Regions from separate parts of the Homo sapiens genome. Here region 2 is linked to region 1. The links are chromatin loops, found by intact Hi-C in ENCODE. Cell type or tissue: heart right ventricle. All regions are shown on one strand. Links, peaks and the distances in the headings refer to the core of each region. The heading gives the core; the rest is flanking DNA.

Region 1 (11,194 bases), core at 1,780-9,779:
GACATGAATCATGGGAAGACACTATTTAAACTGGGCTGTTCTTGTTGGGGGCACTTAGACATTATGAAACTTGAAGGGGTTGGGTGGCTTTCTCCCATACAGTCTGGTATGGAGCATCCTCTATAAAAATTCTTTGCTAGCTCAAACTCAGATGTGAGGTTAGTTCATCTTCCAGCAGCCTACCATGAAATAATGGCATCTTTCGTTATGGAGAGCCACTAAATGATGGCTAAGAAGGTAGATGTGTCACTGGGATACTAAAATGAGTTTTGTTACATTGAGCGCCTAAATTTACAATGATTGGTTAACAACTTTGAGTTGTTACAATATGCAGTTTCTTCTATTCGTTTTGTGTAACTAAGAATCACGGAATTCTTATATTTTAGAACTAAATAGAACCTTTGTGATAAAATAATCTATCATTTTACAGATAAGATGAATGAGAGGGAAATGCACGTTTGTTAGCTAATTTGGTACAAAACTAGTAGAACAGAGTTCCCCTCATTCCTTGCTCAGTGTTCAAGTTGGACTTGTCATGTTTATTAATACAAATAATTTTGATTATGATTTTGTCCATCTGAATACACTTGAATAGTTCTTGACCACACAAAAGAGCAACTTACAATATTACTGCATTAACAGCATTTGAGAAAAACATATACAGGCAGGATACTTCTCTTTCTACAATGTCATCTTCCTCTCATCTATGAGGAGTCTATGAATCTTTAGTGCTAGAAAAAATTGTGGAGGTAAAAAATATTAAGCTTTCCATAATGATGTTGTCCAAAGTTCCTTTAGCTGTAACTATGGACACCATATGTGCAGTTAGACATGATAAAAACCAATTTTAAGTTGTAAATCTTGAACAGTATATAACAAAGCTTTTCCACAGTAAAAAGAACAAAAAAAATGCTTGCTGCTTATTTGTGCACCACTGAAAATTCTTATTTATTCACTTTAATTCTGCATTTACACAAAAATGCTGTAATAAAATATCTGTACACTACTTCTGTTACAAATATAGATATTTAAAGTGACTTTATATATTCTAATGTAGGAGTTTCACGCTCTAAAATGGGAATGAACACATGATAATTCCTCACCAGTTGTCTCAATAAACAGCTCCATCTGTTTCCCTTAGTCTTAAACTATTGTATTATAAGATGTTAATATAAGTCAATGAAATGAAGTTATGTTAATCCCCTTAATTTTTCTATCAATTTACTAATGGCATACAACCAAAATAATTAGTAACACATTGTTCTCTGTCATTAAGATTAATATGAATTGAAAACCAATTGCACAGCACACTAACACATTTTTAATGTTGCATCGGTTGTTAAAACCAGCACTAAAGATTCTGGAACCCTTCTATGTTCCTCTATGGTTAGCAGCATAGTTGCTTTCTAGAAAAACCATAGTCAACATGGGGTGGCATCATCATTTACTTATAGCAACATGAAAATATTTTACAAAAGGTCAAAAATAAGAATGAAAATTGAAATGTGCATTAAATATAATTTCTTTATAAAATTTAGGGACATTGCTTCATGTATTTGCCATTTACTCAATTGTAGAAACCAATTTTAGCAGGAAAAATATATATGCATATTAGAGGTGGGGAGATGCAATGTTTTTATAATACTGTTGAAAATTTTAAAATACTGACAGTATTTTTAAAGATTTTCATTAGAAAACCTTTTTTTCTTTTTTTAGTTTGGGGTGGGGAGAGGAGGTAGATTGCCAAATTGAGGCATTTTTTTTAAACTCCCCGAGATTTTCTTCTTTATTTTATATTTTCATTTTTCATCCTAATTTACTGAAGCCATTTTCTTTGGTTAGCTTTAGAATTATCTTTCTTTATACTAACCAGCTTAGCATGTAATAATTCTTGCCCATGTGACTACAAAACATTAGATATCTCCACAAATAAAAACGAGATTCACCTACACAAATATTCCTTCTCTTTAAGTTCACAAAATGCAAGAAGAAAAGAAAAATGATGTTAGGTTGTCAGTAAGGAAAGCATTTCTAGATGAGAAAAAGAAACTTAAGTGTTATTTCCCCCCTACAGTTTTGAAGACCCGGCTGAACACAGCATAAAAATTGTCAGGACCAGTGCATTCTCTTTACAGTAGGAGGTGAGCTAGGGGTTGGGTTGGTTCAATTCTGGCAGCCAATTCAAGAGAGAACCATCAAAGTGACAGTGCCTTTTGTCCGTTTAAGGATGGCAACAGCTTCTTCATGGGTGACTCCTTCTAGACTCTGCCCATTGACAGCAATGATCTGATCGCCCCTTTTCAGACGTCCGTCTTCAGAGGCTGCTCCCTGCAAATTATAAAGTAGACTTGTTTATTTCTCAAAAAATGCTGCCTTGCAACTCACAACAGAAAAAGATCTCAACAGGAATGTAAATTGCTCTGCTTGTACACACACACTGCTCCCAGTGCTCCATGGGTGCTCTAAGCCATTAAGCAATGATGAACATAGACAAAGAAGGTCTTTCTCCTAAATGGTTTTAGCATTGAGATACCAATTTGAGAGAGAATTTAGCAGTCGATAGATCAGTTGGATGGGTTTTTGGCTGTTCAGCACAGCAGTTGGTGGGAACACAAATTAATAAAGAATATTTGGGAATTTGCCTAGTAGGAATGATTCAATAGAATCCAGGATTTTCTATCCTGTAAATAAGACCTACAGAAAGAAGGTAAAGGATTAGGTAGGAACAAAAACAGTTTTACAGGACAAGGGCTTGGGGGATGACAAAATCCAAAGGTCTGCAAAAGCACAAAGCCACCTGAACATTCCCTATGGCAGGATAAGGCATAAGTTCTAAATTTAAAACCCACTGCTATTTCTTTTTGTGGTTTTGAAAAAGCTATTCAAGCTGTCTTAGTTCTTACTTCCCAAGGGTAGAGAGATTCTTCATATTCCTTATGGACCCTAAATGATTAAGATTAAATACAGACATTGGTGTTAGAAAAAGAACCCCATCTTAAAGCACGCTTATAGAAGACAATTATGCAATTAAATATAAAATTAAAAATATGGAAAAGTTAATGAGGAATCCATAATGATGAAATTCTTAAAATATGTTCTAACTAGCATGCCTTAAATAAATTGTTCCTAGGCTGAGGAAAAGGACTGTATGACTCTTCTATTCACTAGCAAATGCTGTTTGTATTTTTGGACATACCGATAGCTTTTTTAAAAATCTTATAAATTAAGCCTATAGCTAGCTTGTTGTAGGTACAACACTTTAAATTGGCTAAAAAAAAGATCTTTTCCAAAATAATAAAATAAAATATCCATAAAGAACTATACCACTAATCCAAAGGCCCTGTATCAAATTTTTAAACACGTTTGACTAAGTTTTGTTTCTTTTGACACTGTAAAATTTTGAGATTCTAAATTTTTCCCTGCAGAAAATCTTGTCGAATTTTGTAGCCCCTGAAAAACGACTTAACATATTAACAATAATTACATGGGTTTAAATTATTTTAATAGCTTTACCAGTACTGCAATATCTTTATTCTTATTCTAAACCTTCTTAAGCTAGAATAGGTATTATATAATTATAACTATACAGTCTTTTTAATTGAATCCCTTGATTGCAAATCGCTGACTTATTATAGATGATAGGGCTGCTGGATACTCCCTACATTTTTTCAGTAGTTATTTTTGTTTTATTCAATGAAATTAAATTTATAAAATAAATGCTTATTAATTTTCATGTGTACTTTATGTACTTCTCTATAACTATTTTATATTTCACAACAAAAAAATGCAAACAGAAATACCAGTGCTCTACAGCATACTTATTTAAAATGTCCCATTTTCAAAAGACGATCATGTGCAATTTGTGTTCAAAGAAAAAAAAATAGGCTTTACTAACCAAAGTTCATTAATATTTTTATGTATATTGTTGAGTTTCCATGGAGTTTCAATTTGAGCCTATTTTCCTTTAAATATAATGAAACCTCAAATTGGACAAAAATATTTAATGACCTGTTCCTGTAGGGAGTTTTGAAAAGAAATGATCAACTGTTAACCATTTGGCATTACCTCAGGCCATAAACTAATAAGCCAGCTGCTGACCACTATTAATGAATGTTTAGGGGAAAAGAGGGTGGTTAAAATTTGCAAGCTTACCTTTGCAAACACTGTTTTAACATAAATGGGTAAGTCTCCATGAGGGCTGCCATATCCTCCAACTATACTGAAGCCTAAGCCATCTGGTCCTCGCTCTAGTGTAATAGACTTACATTGAGGAGGTCTACGGTGAAGGAAAGGAAAAAGAGGTTTTAAATTAAAAAAAAAAAACTATACATATATGTTATGAATTATCTGACATCCACCTAGAGCTAGCATAATTCTCTTTGTTACTGACAAGGAGTATATTACGGGTATTTTTGAGATGCTTAAATTGTCAGTGCATGCTGTGCTTGGTATTTTAAATTTACATAATCTAATGAAATCCTACTTAACACCCTAATTCTATTACTCATTTACAGTTCCCTTAAACTAACATATTCATGGCATGTTCTCATTGTACAGAGAAGCTCATTCTTTTTCCAGTTTATTTAAAGTGAGAGGGCTAAAGTTCAGGGGACTATATTAGAATAAGTCATAAACATCAGTACGCCCAAGCTCAGAGAGAAAAATCAATTATAAGCAATGGAAAAGCTGCATCAAATTATTTAAAATTTCTAATGCGCCTCTCTCTTCTCCTCTGTTTTCCAATGCTTTTGTATCCAAGTATTGTTACTTAATACTGTGAATTTTTTCAGTCCAAATGATAATATATTAGATGAATAGGCAGTGCGGGAAATTTTAAAATGATAGATTTGACTTGCTCCATATTACATGAAGTGGTAACATCAAGACTAAAATGTCCTCCGCCCCAAAATCAGAGCTGAAACCATGGGAAGGGTAGTAGCACGCATATCTATCTAGCTAGTTATCTATCTCTACTTATCTTTGATCAGCTAAATCCATGCCACAATTATTTAAGTTTAGAAGCACCTGATATGTATAATTCACACTTCATATATCCTATCATTTTACCTGTACGTAATTCCTAGAAACATGGGACAGAGAACGCAACTGTCAGGAAGACTTGATTCATAAGTGAAAAATGATACACTAATCATCATGTATGAACTCACCCTAAATCATCCTGAAATATACTGCTTGACGTCAGCCCAGTGAAAGAAAGACTGGAACTTGCAGGCTCCTGCTGATGACCTGTGACCACACTCACGTCTCCTCCAGCAACCACCTGCGCACAGGAGGAGGATAAACAGAAAAAACACATGTTCCTGTGGCTAGGGAAAGTAATTTTTCTTCAGAAAGAGCACTTGGATTAAAATGTATATTTTATTGTTCATTTAAACATTTCTGTTAACATAAAATACAACCAAAGAGAATGAAATTTCACAAGGTCCAGAGGCTCTTAACTGTCCTGACAGTAAACATATTCTTCTAATTCTATTCTACAAAGTTCTTTGATGTTTTTAAAATGTGGTCTCATATGTAATTACTTTTTAAAGATCTTTAGAATATAAGCCACTTGCTAGCACCACTTAAAATTCCAGCAAATAATCATGTACTGCTAAGGCCTGGATTTTTTTCCCCTTAAAGTATAAAACAATCAATGCATCAGAGTAAAATGTTACAAAATATGTCTCATATGCACTTTATTGGAACTCTTAATTTAATCATTTATGTTCAAGAGAAATATTAAATAAAATAATAGCAGAAGATTTAATCATTTTTACTGCTTTAACATCAAAGCTCATGTGTCTTCAGGCTACCTATATTCTGAATTATGCTTGGGATAAAAATCTTACCTGCATTTCAATGGAGCCAGATGCATTTTTCAGTAGGTTAACTGCTTGGGTGTGAGTCATGCCCTCAGTGGATGTGCCACAGATGGTGACAATCCTATCCCCAACCTGCAAGGGAGAGAAAGAAACAGCCATCTGCTAAAGCAGCCATGGAGAGTGGGTCTTTGAGACCTAAGTATTCATTTCCTTCTCCACCTTCCACATGACATATATACTGCTACCAGCCACTGAAATATAACCAAGGAAACCACTAATTCCAAGAAGTCCAAAAAGCAGCAACCACAAAAAGAAGCAGTGCATAATGGTTGAGTTCCATATCCAGGGGAGAGGGAGGGAGAAGGAGAAAGTCACTCTTCCCTGCTCTTCATTTCTCTTGGGTGAGACATTACTTCCTATTAAAAGAAAAAAAAATTCACTATCATTTGGAAACTGAAATTTCTCTGGACATTACTATTATAATCATTAGATGTGACTCTAAGTCGGAGGTTGGCAAACTAAGGCCCAGAGGCCAAATTTGGCCCACTGCCTGTTTTGGTTAATAAAGTCTGGTTGGAAGACAGCCATGCTTATTTGGCTGCTTTCACAGCGCAGAGTTGAGTAGTTGCAACAGAGACTCACAGGTCCCACAAAGCCTAAAATATTCAGTATCTGTCCTTCCAGAAGTTTACTGACCCTGTGCTATGTATACAATCAGGTTTTAAGTGTCAGCCATAAATTTGGATATCAAACGAGGCTGAACCATTCCCAGCCTAAAGACTATTTAAACTAAAATGTGGTTATGTTCTGAGACCTATTTGAGGTATGAAACCATAGAGATTTTGCTTTAGAGAGACTGAGTTGCGTTAATGGAATATTCATGTAATTTTTAGAGCTGGGCAGTTGGCATAAATTCCATTGCAATGCTCCACAATTTGGATAATCCCTCAGCTTTGAGGCAAGTTGCATATAGTTTTATAACATTGTAAGTCATATTTATATTAAACTTCTGCAAAATTATCAGTGAATGCAAATAAGTAATACTTTTCAATTTAACAGAGTTAAATCGGCGTTTAAACCAATCAAATATATAAGATAAAAATTTCACTTCATACTGGTGTTCTGAAAATACTTTCTGTTCTCTTTTAGCTTGTTCCACAGAATTTCAACATATAAAAATATGTATTAGGAAACAACTATAAATCTTCCTATTTAACTGCAAATCTGCATTTTCTCCTTTCTTTTAATATTCTTTATCTTTTATTCCAAGCAAGCCTTGCTGTGGTTGGATTAGATGATTTAAAAGTAAATATAGATATTTAAAACTGCCTTGCAACAGGTAGCCAGGTTCAAAGGTTTATAAAAACACTTCTGCACATTTTGCTAGGGCTTCTAGGGTTGATAGTACGACTCACTCTGAGTTTTTGGGTCTGTGCTGCAACTCCAGTTGGGTGCATCATTGCAATAAATATAGGCACATCACCAAGTGGGCTGCCTACTCCTCCAGCGATGCTGATTCCCAGTGAGTCAGTAGGGCCCTGCCATGGAACAGATATAAAATTTTGGTCAAAGTGATATTTTTCATTGACCTTTTGTTTATTCTTTGGCATGATATCTATAGTCAACTCTGATTTTCTAAGTGTGAGGGGGAAAATGAAGAAGTGCAAGAAAACTGCATTACTTTACTTGACACAGGTGCTTAGCGTGGCTTAGGAAAATAAGCATCTGTTCAGGAAGTAAAATAAATCAAGACATGCTAAATGAAAATCATGTTGTGGAACTGATGAAAAGCAGGTAAACTCATGAAGTGAAAAGACCACACTTTTGGAATCAGAGTCCTGTGTTCAAAGCCACGAAGTCATACTTGCAAATGCTGGAACTTGGAATAAGTCCACTCCACTCAATAAATCATTAGATCTTCATTTACAAAATGGAGACAACAGTGCCTCTCACAGAGGGCTGCAGTGAATATTAAATGACATGATGATGACATGAAGTGTCTATAAGAGTGCTCAGAACAATAGTAAAAGCTCAATAAATCACAGCTGCTTTTACTTTGTCTCTTGTGCATGGCTGTCAAGGGAATCTGTTTCAGAACTAATAAGTATCTGTTGAAGAGAAAGGTTTACTTATAAGAAGTGAGAGGCATGGTATTATTTTGTGTGGGGTCAATTTTATGCTATTTTCAGCAAAACAGAGCATGCAAACAACGATTTTTCAAATGAGGTGCTGTGATCAGGAAATTCATTAAGGACTACATTATGTTATTTCACATGTAATATGTAAGAATACATACTTTTTGAGATGAATACTTTAAAACCGTAAGAAAGTTAACAAGAAAACACATATGAAGATGTCTCTTAAAACGCCAGGGTTTATATTGTTTTCTCTCCCCAAGTTACCTTTTTCATTTCGACTGTTCTTAATCCCTGTATTTCAGATGCCACTGTAAAGGCAAAAAAGATAAAATAGGGTTATTTTATGTTCATTCACTTTTTATGTTCGTTAAAATATCTAAAGCTGGATGGGACTAAATGATAACCTAGGTTTCTTTTTTTAAGGGGGTGCTCAAAGCTGCTAGTACACATGATTAGATCTGTCTTACACAGAACTATTTATTTTTCCAGTTGGAAAAACGTGTATACCATCCCATTCTTCCTTCTCATTTTAAGTGTTGATTATATAACTATGTAATCCACTTTGAATGAGTCAAGGGCAGAATGTGTTTTGCATAGAAAGGCACATGTGCACGGCTGAGAGGAATAAAGTCATGGATGCATTAAAAAAATTCACAAATTTAAGTGCCTAAATTTCTAGAATATTAGTCATACTGCAAACAGAGATTGCCATATTGTTAGTTTCTTCAATTTGAACAACTCTCAACCAATGCACCAAGCCAAAAATCCCTCTGCAGCATGATTTCACGTAATTAAAACACAGGAGGATCACATTAATTTTCTCAAATTTTTGCAATCTTCATGGAAAAAGAAGGCTTCACTTAATGGCATCTTCTGATTTACTGGTGTTACATTAAACACAGAAAAGGAATAAAATCAAAAACACCAATCTGCTTAGTAAGAAAAAAAAATTACAGAATCCTGATTATAATGTTTAGTGTATCTTGTAGGGTAAACATCAAATGGGAAAAGCTGCCATAGGCAGAACTTCATGTTGTTCAGACTTTTTGCTAACACGTGTTTTTGTACCTATATTTGGATATGGGATGATTTGGGGGAAAAGAAAGCTCAGAGGTAAACAAGACAAAAAAATCAGTGTTGACAGCCAAATTCAAACCATGTTTAAAATACTGAACCAATCTTACATGCATTCTTCTTTGAGCTACTTTCCAGTGACTCAGATGTACTGGATCCAGAGAGTGGAAAAGTGAAAGATGACAGGCTGCCTTCACTCACCTACAAATATACAACAATTATTTCAGAAGGTTTTGCAAGTAACATACTCCCTAAATACCACTTATTTCAGAATTTAATCTAGAGACAGATACCTGTTAAGCAACAGTGGCATTTGATAATTTGATGAGCAATTTAAACACAGTTCCTACTGATTTTTTTTCTTTTAAACAGAGAATGTGTCTAGTGACATAAATAAATTGAAGCTAAAAGGGTAGATGAAATTGATTCCAATCTACCTAAAATTTTAGTGGATAGTCATAATCTCATTCAAACTAATCTTCTTTAAATTTAAACTGATGTTGTAGGAAGACTAGGACTTAAACAAAAACTGTAGAATTAGGGCCAGCTAATAGGAAACTCATGGTAGTAATTTAGAAAGTTAGTATGGGGTCTTTAAGGACAGACTGATGAAAATGGGTTTCCATCATCAGTAGACAACACTGAGGAGAAGGTCAAGAGGTCTTGTCAAGAGTCTTGAAATATTTAACATCATATTTTTATACATGGTGCTGAGTATCTATAGTTCACTTATATGGGACTTTTCAGTTGAATATTGATTGATGTTGCTATAAAATATTTTTAAAATATGTTATCTTGGGGCCAGGTACGGTGGCTCATGCCTGTAATCCCAACACTTTGGGAGGCTGAGGCGGGTGGATCACGAGGTCAGGCGTTTGAGACCAGCCTGGCTGACATGGCGAAACCCCATCTCTAATAAAAATACAAAAATTAGCCAGGCATGGTGGTGCACGCCTGTAGTCCCAGCTACTCGGGAAGTAGAGACAGAAGAATCTACTTCGCCCGGGAGGCGAAGGTTGCAGTGAGCTGAGATTGTGCCACTGCACTCCAGCCTGGGTGACAGAGCGAGACTCTGTCTCAAAATAAATAAATAAATAAATAAAATAAATAAAATAATAAAAAATTTGTTATCTTGGTAGGCTTTACAATTAGGTAGTTACCTTTTGAGATTATGGAAAATGAATCATGTCAAAAAAGAATGCTTGAAATCAATTTCCTTAGAATGACTTACAAACTACTCAACAGCCACACCTTGTTTACCTGGCTATTCTGATTCCTTGTTCTTCTCTGTCTCAAACTCTGCACCTCAGTCACTATCCCACGCTGCCAGGGGACCAGACCTTGTACACAGACCCACAGTCAGGGCCATCTATGTGTCCTCTTGGCATGCCGATTGCATCGCCCTGATGAACTCCACAGCTACCCACCTGGCTGCTTTGAGATGGCCTCCTCTCTGAATGGAATGGACCAGCTTTGATTCTTCCAACTTCCAAGGTTACTGTGCCTAGGGAACACTGGGGGTGGGCATGGGGGGTGTTTTATGGAAATGTTTAAATAAAATGCTATAATCATCTTTAGGAATACATTTTACTCTTCAAGACTTTTTTGAAAGGCATCTTCCTTTTGGAATTTCTATAAGCAAGGATACCTCCAATCCCTTGTGGAAAATGGCTTTTTATAAAACATTCAAACTAATAAAAATAATCAGCAGCAGCAACACCAAGTGTTTACCTTATCACCTCATGATTTCTATGGAGACTACTTGTACCAAAAAGAAATGGAGAATTGAGCAATTATCTCATGAAACACACTAATTTTGATAGGACAAACAAGCTGAATAACTGAGGGTTTAAAAAACAAAGCGACTGTAATCCCACCACTTTGGGAGGCCGAGGCGGGTGGATCACGAGGTCAGGAGATCAAGACCATCCTGGCTAACATGGTGAAACCCTGTCTCTACTAAAAATACAAAAAAATAGCTGGGCGTGGTGGCAGGCGCCTGTAGTCCCAGCTACTCAGGAGGCTGAGGCAGAAGAATGGCGTGAACCTGGGAGGCGGAGCTTGCAGTGAGCCAAGATCATGCCACTGCACTCCACCTGGGTGACAGAGCGAGACTTGAGACTCCACCTCAAAAAAAAAAAAAAAAAAAAAAAGCGA
Region 2 (11,194 bases), core at 1,252-9,251, 64 kb after region 1:
AGAAATACCGGGGTCTTTCTTGATGCATACCTCTCTCTTATCCCCTATATTTAATCCAACACCAAATCCTGTCATTTCTATCTTCAAAATTTATCTTGAATCCATTTACCTTTTTCCATTTAGACACTAACTCCAGACTAAGGCAACACCTTCTCTTGCCTGACTTTTTGCAAAAGCCTCCTTCCTAACTGGTCACCTGCCTTCCATGATTGTCTCCTTCAATGCATACTTCCCTCAGAAGACAGAGAGGCCATTACAAAAAAAAAGACAAGTAATATCCTATCAGTCCCTTGGCTGCAACTCTTCAATAGTTTCCTGTTATAGTAATACACAACATACTTGCTCAGCACAGTCTGTAGGACAGGGGTACACTGGCCTTTGCAGTGTGCATCCTTGCTTTGTGTTATGTCCTTCTTGGTTCCCTAAGTTCTAGCCACAAATGCATCTCGTCTCTGTCCGTTTTGAAGTCTTTGCCTGACACCTTCTTTCTGCAGCTCTTGCACAGCTAACTCCCTCTCACTCTTCAATATCACTTCCTCAGAAAGTCCTTCTCAACAGACTCTATCTGAATTAATGTTCCCTTTGCATCCTATCCTCATTCTATTCGTTGAAAAATATAAAATCTTATAAATTATATTTGAAACTTTGCAAAAATAATGTAAGTTCACTTAAAACGAAGTGCTGAAAGTTTCTTCCAAAACAAAATTATATAATTAAACAAGCTATGGAGAGATATAAAGCTACCAGGGTATTTATAAAAACTTTTCTTTGACAGATGTCACAAATTCCTTTTTAGGTTTTTATATATTTAAAAAATGATGTCTTTCCAAATATTAATTCTACTCATACCAAATTAGATATGATATTTCAAACATTTTAAAAAATGATTCTGATTTTGTTTCTAGCCTAATATTTCATAGTGGATGTGGGCAATTCAGGCTCCTACTTACTGTTTTCTGATAGAAATAAAACATTTTTAAATGTACTTAAAATATTCTGTTAAGACTCATACTAACGATTTTGAAGTGTATTGTTAAGAAGACACCTCTGCTTACCATAAAACAATAAGATACCGTTTCGGGTGAGAAAAAAGGCTGAATCTGAAATTTTTCAAAAGGTACTCCATTTTGTACTGTTAAAGCCAGCCTTCCCACCAATACCCACAATATAACTGTACTTTGGTAAAATAAAAATGTGTCAGCACAAAGTAAAATTTAACTCAGTGGATCACAGTGGGAATCTAACTTACCATCTTGTTCTTATTAGCACCATGCAGACTACAATAAGGCAAGACACAGACATGGAACCTATCATGAGCTATGGCCAACATGATCTCTGAATTCACTTTTAATAGCATATTTAACTCACGATTCTCAGCTATTAAGGCTGTCAGGTCACATCAACCATGTAAACCAAGAGGTCAACATCAGTTAGCTGAGCTTATACTTTCCTTTCACCAAATGACAATTTTCCAGGTGCAATAACTTGGAGGTAATCTCCACTAACCAGATTTTGGTTGTAACTTGTAAGATCTCTCAATTTTTTTCCTGGAAGAAGTATTAAAGAATATCCCAAATCCCAAATCCCAAATCATGTGCTTTGTAAATAGAGAACTGGTTACAAACCTGAATTCCACCACTTCCAATCAGCACAAGCTTGCAACTGACTTAACCTCACACAGAGCCTCAGTTTACTTACCTTTAAAAAGGGATGACATTTACTCTTAGGGTTGTTTAAAGAACTAAGTGAGAAACACATATGTAATAGTACTTTGAAAATACCTGACACAAAGTGTACGACAAAATTTAGTCACAAAACTAAAAACAAAACAAAACTCATAAAATATGTTTAAAATGCATCTCTCCCCCAAATCAAGGTTACATTGCTCCCTAAAGACTAAATGCAAATCTTAATTCAGCTTCAAAATGAAGCCTGTTAGTACAACAATCATAATGTGCCCTTGGGTAACTCAAGTACTGAATGTATTGTACGGTCTATGTGAAAATCAGAGATAGACAGGCTTGAGTTCTGACTCTACCCCTTTAAGGGTTGAGTAATTTCAGAGAAACTCCTGAGTCTGTCTATGTTTCTGTATCTAATCAGTGAAGGGAAGATAAAGACTTCCTTTCTTTTCCCCTGAAGAACCTTGTTTTTTTACCTTCAAGTCCAAACACCACATTATTAAGCAAGGGACCACAGACTTATCAAAAAGCATCAAGATTAGAATTTTTCAAAGGTCACTATATGCACGTGTATATTTATTAATGTATCTGTATTTCTGTATATATTTTCACTCTAAATTTAACAAAATTCAAAAACCCAAATGATTCATGAAATCAAAACAATGGATTATGACAGCCTTTACAGAAAGCTGTCATTTATTAATAACTTCTTCTGGTCATCACTAGACAAAGAAAAAATTAGCCACAAAGCTAAAACTGCAAACAACTGCATATAGCTGATTAAGGGGAGACTATGAATCTAAGAAAATGAGCTCATTGATAGACCTCTTCATAATATACTTTTCCACTAGCACAAACCCAGCCTCTATTTAGACTTCCTAACATACTATTTATCACACTTTTTGTTACTTTAAGTTATACAGCCAAAACCTTCCTACACTAAAGCTTAATTTAATGCTTTAATATTTACATAGATTTTTCAAGATTCCTTTACATTTAGTTATTCGAAGTGCTATAGAAATCTGAACATTTAGCATCTCCTCTGAAATGAGGTAACAGAGTAATGTAATGTTGTTGCCTTGGCATGCAGTAAATTTTAACTCCAAAATGCCAGAGGAACCTCACTGGGTCCCAGGAAATCAAAACGCCAGGGAGAAAGCCCTATAAACATATTGGGCATAGCATATCAATAATGGAAATGAAGCAGAAAAGTTAAACTAATTGTGATTTACACTTTTATATTACAGTGTGAATGGTAAACTAATGGTGCTGTGATTTCACACTTAAATGTCTTACTTTGTTTTTTGTTTTTTTTTTTTGAGACGAAGTTTTGCTCTTGTCACCTAGGCTGGAGTGTAGTGGCACGATCTCGGCTCACTGCAACCTCCACCTCCCGAGTTCAAGGGATTCTCCTGCCTCAGCCTCCTGAGTAGCTGGGATTACAGGTGCCCACCACCACCACGCTCAGCTAATTTTTTGTATTTTCAGTAGAGACGGGGTTTCGCCATGTTGGGCAGACTGGTCTTGAACTCCTGACCTCAGGTGATCCACTCGCCTTAGCCTCCCAAAGTGCTGGGATTACAGGCGTGAGCCACCGCGCCCGGCCAAATGTTTTACTTTCACTAAAAAAATGACAGGGCTCTTTTATACTTTAATTTTAAAGTCAGGCTGTTGAGGGAGGTTTAAATGGGTTTCTAGATGTGATGGAAAGGAAGGACACTTCTACCTTTCACTGTTTTCTTCCAATAACTTAATTAACCTAGTATATTTTATATCAAAACTTAAAAACTAAGGTGGAAGCAACTCAAGTGTCCATCAGTAGATGAATAAATAAACAAAGTATAGTGTATACATACAATGGAATATTATTCAGCCTTAAAAAGGAAATTCTGACACATGCTACAACATGGATGAACCTAAAAGACATTATACACAGTCAAATATGGACAAATACTGTATGATTTCACCTACATGAAGCATTTCATCAAATTCATAGAGACAGAAAAATGAATGGTAGTTGACAGGGGACTGGTAGAGAGAGCAATGGGGAATAATTGTTTAATGGATACAGCGTTTCAATTGGGGAACCCAAAAAACGTTCTGGAGATGGATGGTGATGATGGCTACACAACAATGTGAGTGCACTTAATGCCACAGAAATGTACTCTTAAAAATGATGAAAATGGTCAATTTTATGCTGTGTCTATTTTACAATAAAAAATCAATGTATCTTGACATATTAGGAGAATAAATAAGAAAATCCATATAATCTCCCCAATAGATGAAGAAATGCTTTGACAAAATTCAGCATTCTTACAATTAATTAAAAATTGGTAAGCAGGCCGGGCAGGGTGACTCGTGCCTGTAATCCTAGCACTTTGGGAGGCGGAGATGGGTGGATTGCCTGAGCTCAGGAGTTCAAGACCAACCTGGGCAACATGGTGAAACCCCATCTCTACTAAAACACAAAAAATCAGCTGGGCATGGTGGCAGAGGCCTGTAATCCCAGCTACTCAGGAGGCTGAGAGGGATGAGAATTGCTTGAACTCAGGAGACGGAAGTTGCAGTTAGCCGAGATCATGCCACTGCACTGCAGCCTGGGCAACAAAGCGAAACTCTCTCTCAAAAAAAAAAAAAAAATTGGTAAGCAATCCAAATAGCCAGATTGCAAAATCTGATGTACCCAAACCATGGCTCTTACAAGAGCCTCCTAACTGCTTCACCAACCTAAGCTGAATGCTCTTCTTAAAACACAAATCTGCTCATGTCACTCTTCTACCCTTAGCTCCCGCTGCCTACATGAAGGATAAGGCAGTAGATGGCTGCAGCAGAAGTTCTGTGTCCTACACACAAACCCATCCAGCAGTTGTCTCCCATTTATCCTTCCTTTAGTTCCAACTCTGATTTTGCCAGTCATCATACCACACTTCATCCATAACAAACCAGTTTCAGTAATATTTCACATCTCTCTGCCTTACTTCTAAGCAGCTTTCATCTTTTTCAAATTCCTCAACTATGTGGTAAAAATCTCCTCTTTTTAGACCTAAATCATACATCTCCTCTTTTCTGAAACCATTCTAAAGTTCTCCACACTTGGAGAGTAGGGATTAGTTATTCCCTCTTTTAAGCCTTTAATGTTCTCTGTAAGTATCTATTATAGCATGTACAATATTTTAATGCCTTTAGGATTTTAAATGTCAATTAGCTTACTCTCTTAAACTTGTGTTAAGAACAGTGATATTATGGTGTCTATGCATAGTGGATATAGTATTAAAATAAATGTTTGCTAGTTGAGTAAATACACTAGAATAATAGTTCTCAGATAGGCTTTGCAAAATCTCTGCCTTATCAATTATTCAAGAAAAATGGGTTCTATGGCCAATTAAATGTGAAAAATGCTACATTTGATAATCTCTTAGTGATTCACAATGCACACTGGAGTATAAAAGATATTGAGATGTAAAAAGAAACCCGTCTTCTTAAATTTATCTCATCCCAAACTTTTAAACTTGGAACTCATTTATAACTCCTATTAACATCCTACAAAACTAGTATTTTGAGTAACATGGCATCAGAAATACTAAATTAGCCAATGAAATAATTCTGGCATGGCTTAGATATCTGTCTCATAATTAATGAGTTATGCAAAGTTCTGCAGTTCAAGCTTTGTATCATCATCCTATTAAACATAACGTACATAAGAAATATTACAACAACACAAATACTATCTGCTACAATTCTGTTTAGCTGCTGTTGGTAGTACCCCGCCACCATCAAATGGAACAAAATCTTGGAGACCAAGGCTGAAATCCCACTCATCAAGTAAGCACTGCTGGATTCCTCTGCCAAATCTCAAAACTTAACAAGGAAACAAGACCCTGCCATAAGACGTCAGTGTAACGGGTAGTGGTTGCTTACTTCATAGAAGGAAAAGGATCTCTGATGCTGAATTAACCAGAGTCTTGGGCTGCATTTGGACACTCAGAGCAACTCATCTACCATTCTATTTATCAAGAAAGACAGGGCTGAGTCACATGACTGTGTAACTCAATGAGAGAACAAATGTGCTCTGCCTCAACACAGTTTTAGCTATTGTAATTAGGATATTTCTACAGAAAGTCTTTTTTGCCCAATTCAGAGGGTTTTGTGGTTAAAATAGGACAAAAAAATCCTGCCACCTGGGAAGTCCTACTGAATAACTCACATTTACATTTTGGTGGTGGCACACCTGGTTGTCTTTTTAGTCTTTCTTTCAGTGAGTGAAAGAAATTAAATATAAACTGACTTATACATCACTGGTACATTCAAAGTAACTAATAATTTACTTTTCCAAAGAATTTAGAATTCCAAATTGCTGAGTTTTCATTTTCTAAGAATTCCTTTTCTGATTTGCTGTTTCATACACAAACAATTCATATATCTTTTACTGAATGTAAATGAGGCTTGTGAATACTCTGAATTAAGAGAATGAGGGATTTCTGCTCATATGAAGTAAACAAACCTGTAAACCATTTCAAAAAAATAATGAGGACATAGAAATAAAAACTACAGGAAAATTTCTACCATCTGTTCTCTTATCTACAGCATAAAAAATTGAAATTTACCATGTTCAATATTTCCCCTTGTCAAGGGGGTTGAGGAGTAGGTATATGAGGAAAATGAGAAACTTACCTAGGCTAGAATTGCCTTTTGCTATATTAATAGTCCTTTCAAAAGATTCTTTAGATACATTTTGAAGCATGACACACTCAGCATTACAGGCCAGGGAGCTCTGTTCAAGCAGGTACTCAGAGCCCTTTAAGAAAGAAAAAGAAGTCACAAGTCACATGGAAAGGGAAACTAGACTTTGGAGCGTGATTTCAACATCACGCATGTTCTCTAATTGATTGTGCTTTATTTTGCAAGAACCTGCAACCAAAACAAGTTCATAGGTTGCCTTCTGAAAATCTTAGTGTCAAGAAGCACTCATTCCAAATGAAGAGATTAGCCAGAATAACCTTACTTCACTATTCCCTATCTCATCATAAAACACAAACCATATCTTTAAAATATTACCTTTCCAGCTGAATCGGGTAGCACAGAAGGAAGTTCTGCACTTGATATAACTTCACTTGGTAAATGAGATTCAGTCCACACTATTGTGTTTTCACATTCATATTGTTGTTCAATAGCATTTGCAGGTGTGTAGTCATTTATAGTAAAGCCAGAAGCAGGCCCCATACTTATGTCCACCGAAGGTGTATTCTCATCCTGTCTTTGCAGGAGATTCTGGGTATATAGTTCCTCCAGAGACATATGCAGATCAAGTACTGGATCACAAGAATTTTCAATAACATCCTGGTAGTTAAAAAACAACAACAACAAAACATGAAAAATGTGACCAGAATTACATCAATATATAACATCACTTCTTAATGAACAACTATTTAGTGAAATGTAAAACATAACAATTATTTATTACTCAAAAAGCATTAACAAACACAATTCCTCACTTAGCAGATTTTCTGCATATCTTTATTTTCATAAATGCTTTTAAATACATTTCCTGAAAGTCATACATCTCACGTTCTACTGAGTTATACTTGTACAAGATACTGTACGTAAGATCATTTAGAAATACTATGTTCTATTTACAAATAAAATTATTCAGAGTTCAAATTACATAGAAGAGCAAGTAGCATACTTCCAAATCTCACTTAAAGTGTAGTTTGTTTCCCATCAGTCTGAAGTTCCCATTTATTATGAGCTCAAGGACATAAAAAGTATGACATTAATTGATTTGGACTCATAAGGGCCTCCAAGAGAAAATTATTTTGATAGGCATTTATAAGTATTTATGGAGAAGAATAGAAAGTTTTACAATTCAAATTATCGTAGGAAAAATTTGCATAAATATTCTGTACGATATAACAGAAGGAATAGTAAGACGGGTTGTCATAAAATGTATGCTCTAAATCCAGGCTCTGTTATTAACAATTTGTATATCACAGAACCTCTCTTTATATAATTTCTACAATCCTCTGAAACTCTAAAATTGTAGAGTTCTATATAAATATGTATATCTACTTACAACAGATATATTGTATCACTTGAGTGCTTTGGGAAAGCAGTTGCTTCATAAACTGCTGTTGAATAAACATATCAGTTTTCCCTTCAATTCTTTCATTGATAGTTTCAATGTATAAAAGTAGCATATGAACATACTATTGCATAAAGGATTCAAGATACAGACATATACTGTGTATGCATATAGAATACAATATGAAGAGTTTTCGCTATGGCTTCTACTTCCATTCGCTTCCCCAGTAAAAATGGCTAGCATCAGTTAGGTGTTTATCCATCAAATTTTTAATGCATTTGCATAATATATACATATAAGTACACATGCACACACTCACACATACAAGCAGATATACATATATATTTTTAAAAACTAAACACAGCCATACAATAAATAGCACTTTTACTTTTTTTGCAGTATCTTTTCATCTTGATGTGAGAAATTTCCATGTCAGTTTAAAAACAAGTCAACTTCAATTTTCTTATGGCTGTAAGTTATTCCTAAGTATGAAAGACAGTGGTGTGTAGACTGTGAACCAGGATGCCTGAGTTCAAATCCTGGCTCAACACTAATTAAATGTTAGAGCTTGGACAAGTTACTTAAACACTATGCCTAATTGGGGAAATTAATAGAAACTAATACAGGACTTTTGGGAGGACAGAGAGTATTCATATCCACAAAGTACTAAAAACAGGCCTGACTTAATAGAAAATGCCCAATAATTGTTAGCTACTGCTGTTATTTATATTCTACATCTTTGTCCACATGTGTGAAGATATATTCACTATGAACCACTAGAATTTCAATGGTTGGTCAAATGATATGCACACTTAAAATGCTGGTACATATTTTTAGTAGAGACGGGGTCTCATCGTGATGGTCTTCATCTCCTGACCTCGTGATTCGCCTGCCTCGGCCTCTCAAAGTGTTGGGATTACAGGCGTGAGCCACTAAAAATACAAAAAAAATTAGCCGGGCGTGGTGGCTGGTGCCTGAAGTCCCAGCTACTCAGGAGGCTGAGGCAGGAGAATGGCGTGAATCCAGGAGGCAGAGCTTGCAGTTAGCCCAGATTGTGCCACTGCACTCCAGCCTGGGTAACAGAGCGAGACTGCATCTCAAAAAAAAAAAAAAAAAAATTTGGTACATACTGCTAACTTGTGTTCCAATTTTCTCTTACAGAAGGAAAATATGGGAATACCTGTTAATGAATCTTGCCAGTCCTAGATTAGTTTGGCAATCTGATTTGTAAGAAATATTAGTGTATTACTATGTGTGTTCCTGACAATTATCAAGGATAAGCCATTTGTATTTCTTCTGTTAACACTCTCTTCATATTCTTTATCCGATTTTTCTCTGAGTTCAAATTACATATAGAGGCAAATAACTCATAATTTCAAATTTCACTTAAAATGCAATTCAGTTCTAATCACTTTAAAGTTCCTATTTATGAAGAGATCAAGAGCATAAAGCATATGACGTTAATTGATCTGGATTCACAGGAGCCTCCAAGAGAAAACTATCTTAATAGGCATTTACAGGTATTTATGGTGACGAATAGACATTCTTCTTGTCATTGGCACAGTCTGAATATAAAGTCTTTGTGATATACACTGCAAATATTCTCCCAGTCTGTCACTTGTCTTTTAGTTTGTACAGGTAATATTTTGTCGTGCAGAAGTTAAATTATTTCTGCAACCAAATTTGTCATTCTCTTGTGCTTTTGCGTTTTATATATTACTTAATAAGTCCTTCCACACAAAGTAAATGAAATGCTTTCTAGTATTTTTCCTCTTTTATAAATGCTTTCTTTTAGATTTTAACCATCTTGATTTATTTCAGGGTATGGTGTGAGATATGGGTCTGTCACTTTTTTCTAAACGGGTAATTAATTGCTCCAACACAATTTATTACACTCCTTTCCTTGAATGTGACTTATTATCTCTCTAGAATTATCAGATATTCCTAGTACAAAGAATTGAGGCAAGTGGAAATATCATATAAGCAATTAACATCTGTAGTATCTTCAGAAACAAATGACAGGAAGGTATCATCCTCCACAAGCCCAGGATCTAAACAATAACCTGTTGGCTCCCTCACCCAACTTTGATAATTTTATTCTTAGGAAAAATAATAATGTACTTACTACAGAACTGGTTAGCTTCCATATTGCTAAATTGATTATAATAATTAGTAAATCATCTCCCCCATGCCTCAAAGATAACAATCAAAATTGCTTTTCATTAGCAAAAGAGGTCAAGTCGCCCTTGTTAGCTGGGGTGTACTGTAAATGGTATAACAGTCCCATGCATTATTCATGAAGGAGTTAACACAGACACACAGAAAAGAAAGAGCTAATCAACACAGTAGACAACATACGCCCACTTCAGAAACGTTTCTGGTTGCTCAACAACCAACTCAGTTTTATTTTTAAAAGTCTTGTGGATCTAAAAGAAAAACAGTTCTTCCCTCATAAGATGTACAAAAATAACCACAATTTCCCAGTGCAACTTGATATCTAAAGTGAAGTCTTTCAAAAGTCTATATTAATATGTGACTTCACTTGATATATTCTTGTCCTCAGTAAAAAATTAAAAAAGGTTAAATTAAAATGTCAAATATACTTTTTAAAAGTTCTATTTCTTAAGCGCAATGCATAAATTAAGGTTAGAGTTGGGCATATTATTTACCCAGATAATATATTTACAAAAACTAACTAAATACACGAGCATTTAATAGCCATAACCTGCTTTTCTTCAATAAGCAGTCTACCAGAGGATCCTTATTATACATTTAAAAAATAGATTGCAACCAAAGCTGCTCCAACTGTCCTTCTCCCACTCTTTCTGAGATAAGGTACACTTCCTTTATTGTTTTGACACTGATCCTACTAAGGAAAAAGGCAACATCTTTTATACCTTGGAGAGCCTGCAATTTTGTCACTAAGACTCTCACAGTCACTCATCATTTTGATTAGAGTGATTTAGTTTTTTATTCTAACCCCATCTGCAAAAAAAAATAAGAAATAGTATCAACATTCTAAACATGGATGTGAAGGCAATAATATTTTATGCTAGACAATGACACTAAGTAATAATTTGTAAGAATGTTCAGACTACTAAAAAATATCATTAAATCCGTTAGTTGAGTTGACGTACAAGGTGCAAAAGGGTTCCTATCTTGATAAACATCAAGTTCAACCTGCATTAGAATAAAAAGTAATTCCTGGCAGAACTGATATTCAAGAACGAAGGATAGACACCACATTGGTAACAATATCATCACCGGACAGAGTAAGAGTATGAGTGTACACGGGAGGGCAGGGTGTAGAGGTGTGAATAAGGAGTAGAAGGGGAAACTTGAATAGATATTAAATCTTTATCCATTGTATTTTTAAATCAAAATAGGAAAAAAAAATGTTCTAAAAACCATGTTAAAATTTTAAACAAAAGTC

Evidence for each region. A loop is a pair of places that touch in the nucleus more often than their neighbours do. Peaks named below come from ENCODE experiments on the same cell type or tissue, not always from the same donor. Only the 100,000 strongest peaks of a DNase experiment are listed, where the experiment ranks them.
Region 2: it touches region 1 in a loop (4-fold over the local background); 5 of 110 quality-filtered maps call a loop at or near these places.

Annotation. Positions count from the first base shown.
Region 1 is chr9:13,104,784-13,115,977 of GRCh38, forward strand. MPDZ (multiple PDZ domain crumbs cell polarity complex component) reads right to left here. Exons shown (of 47, transcript NM_001378778.1): 40 at 10,465-10,551; 41 at 9,148-9,238; 42 at 8,228-8,271; 43 at 7,241-7,363; 44 at 5,853-5,957; 45 at 5,169-5,281; 46 at 4,153-4,276; 47 at 924-2,328. The coding sequence ends at 2,182. Among named protein-coding and RNA genes, the nearest start is that of SNORD137, 140 kb to the left of the region's middle. In heart right ventricle, for the core only: no CTCF peak of the experiment used is centred there; a DNase peak (open chromatin) is centred at 6,398.
Region 2 is chr9:13,169,399-13,180,592 of GRCh38, forward strand. MPDZ (multiple PDZ domain crumbs cell polarity complex component) reads right to left here. Exons shown (of 47, transcript NM_001378778.1): 20 at 6,738-7,019; 21 at 6,354-6,477. Among named protein-coding and RNA genes, the nearest start is that of MPDZ, 100 kb to the right of the region's middle. In heart right ventricle, for the core only: no CTCF peak of the experiment used is centred there; no DNase peak of the experiment used is centred there.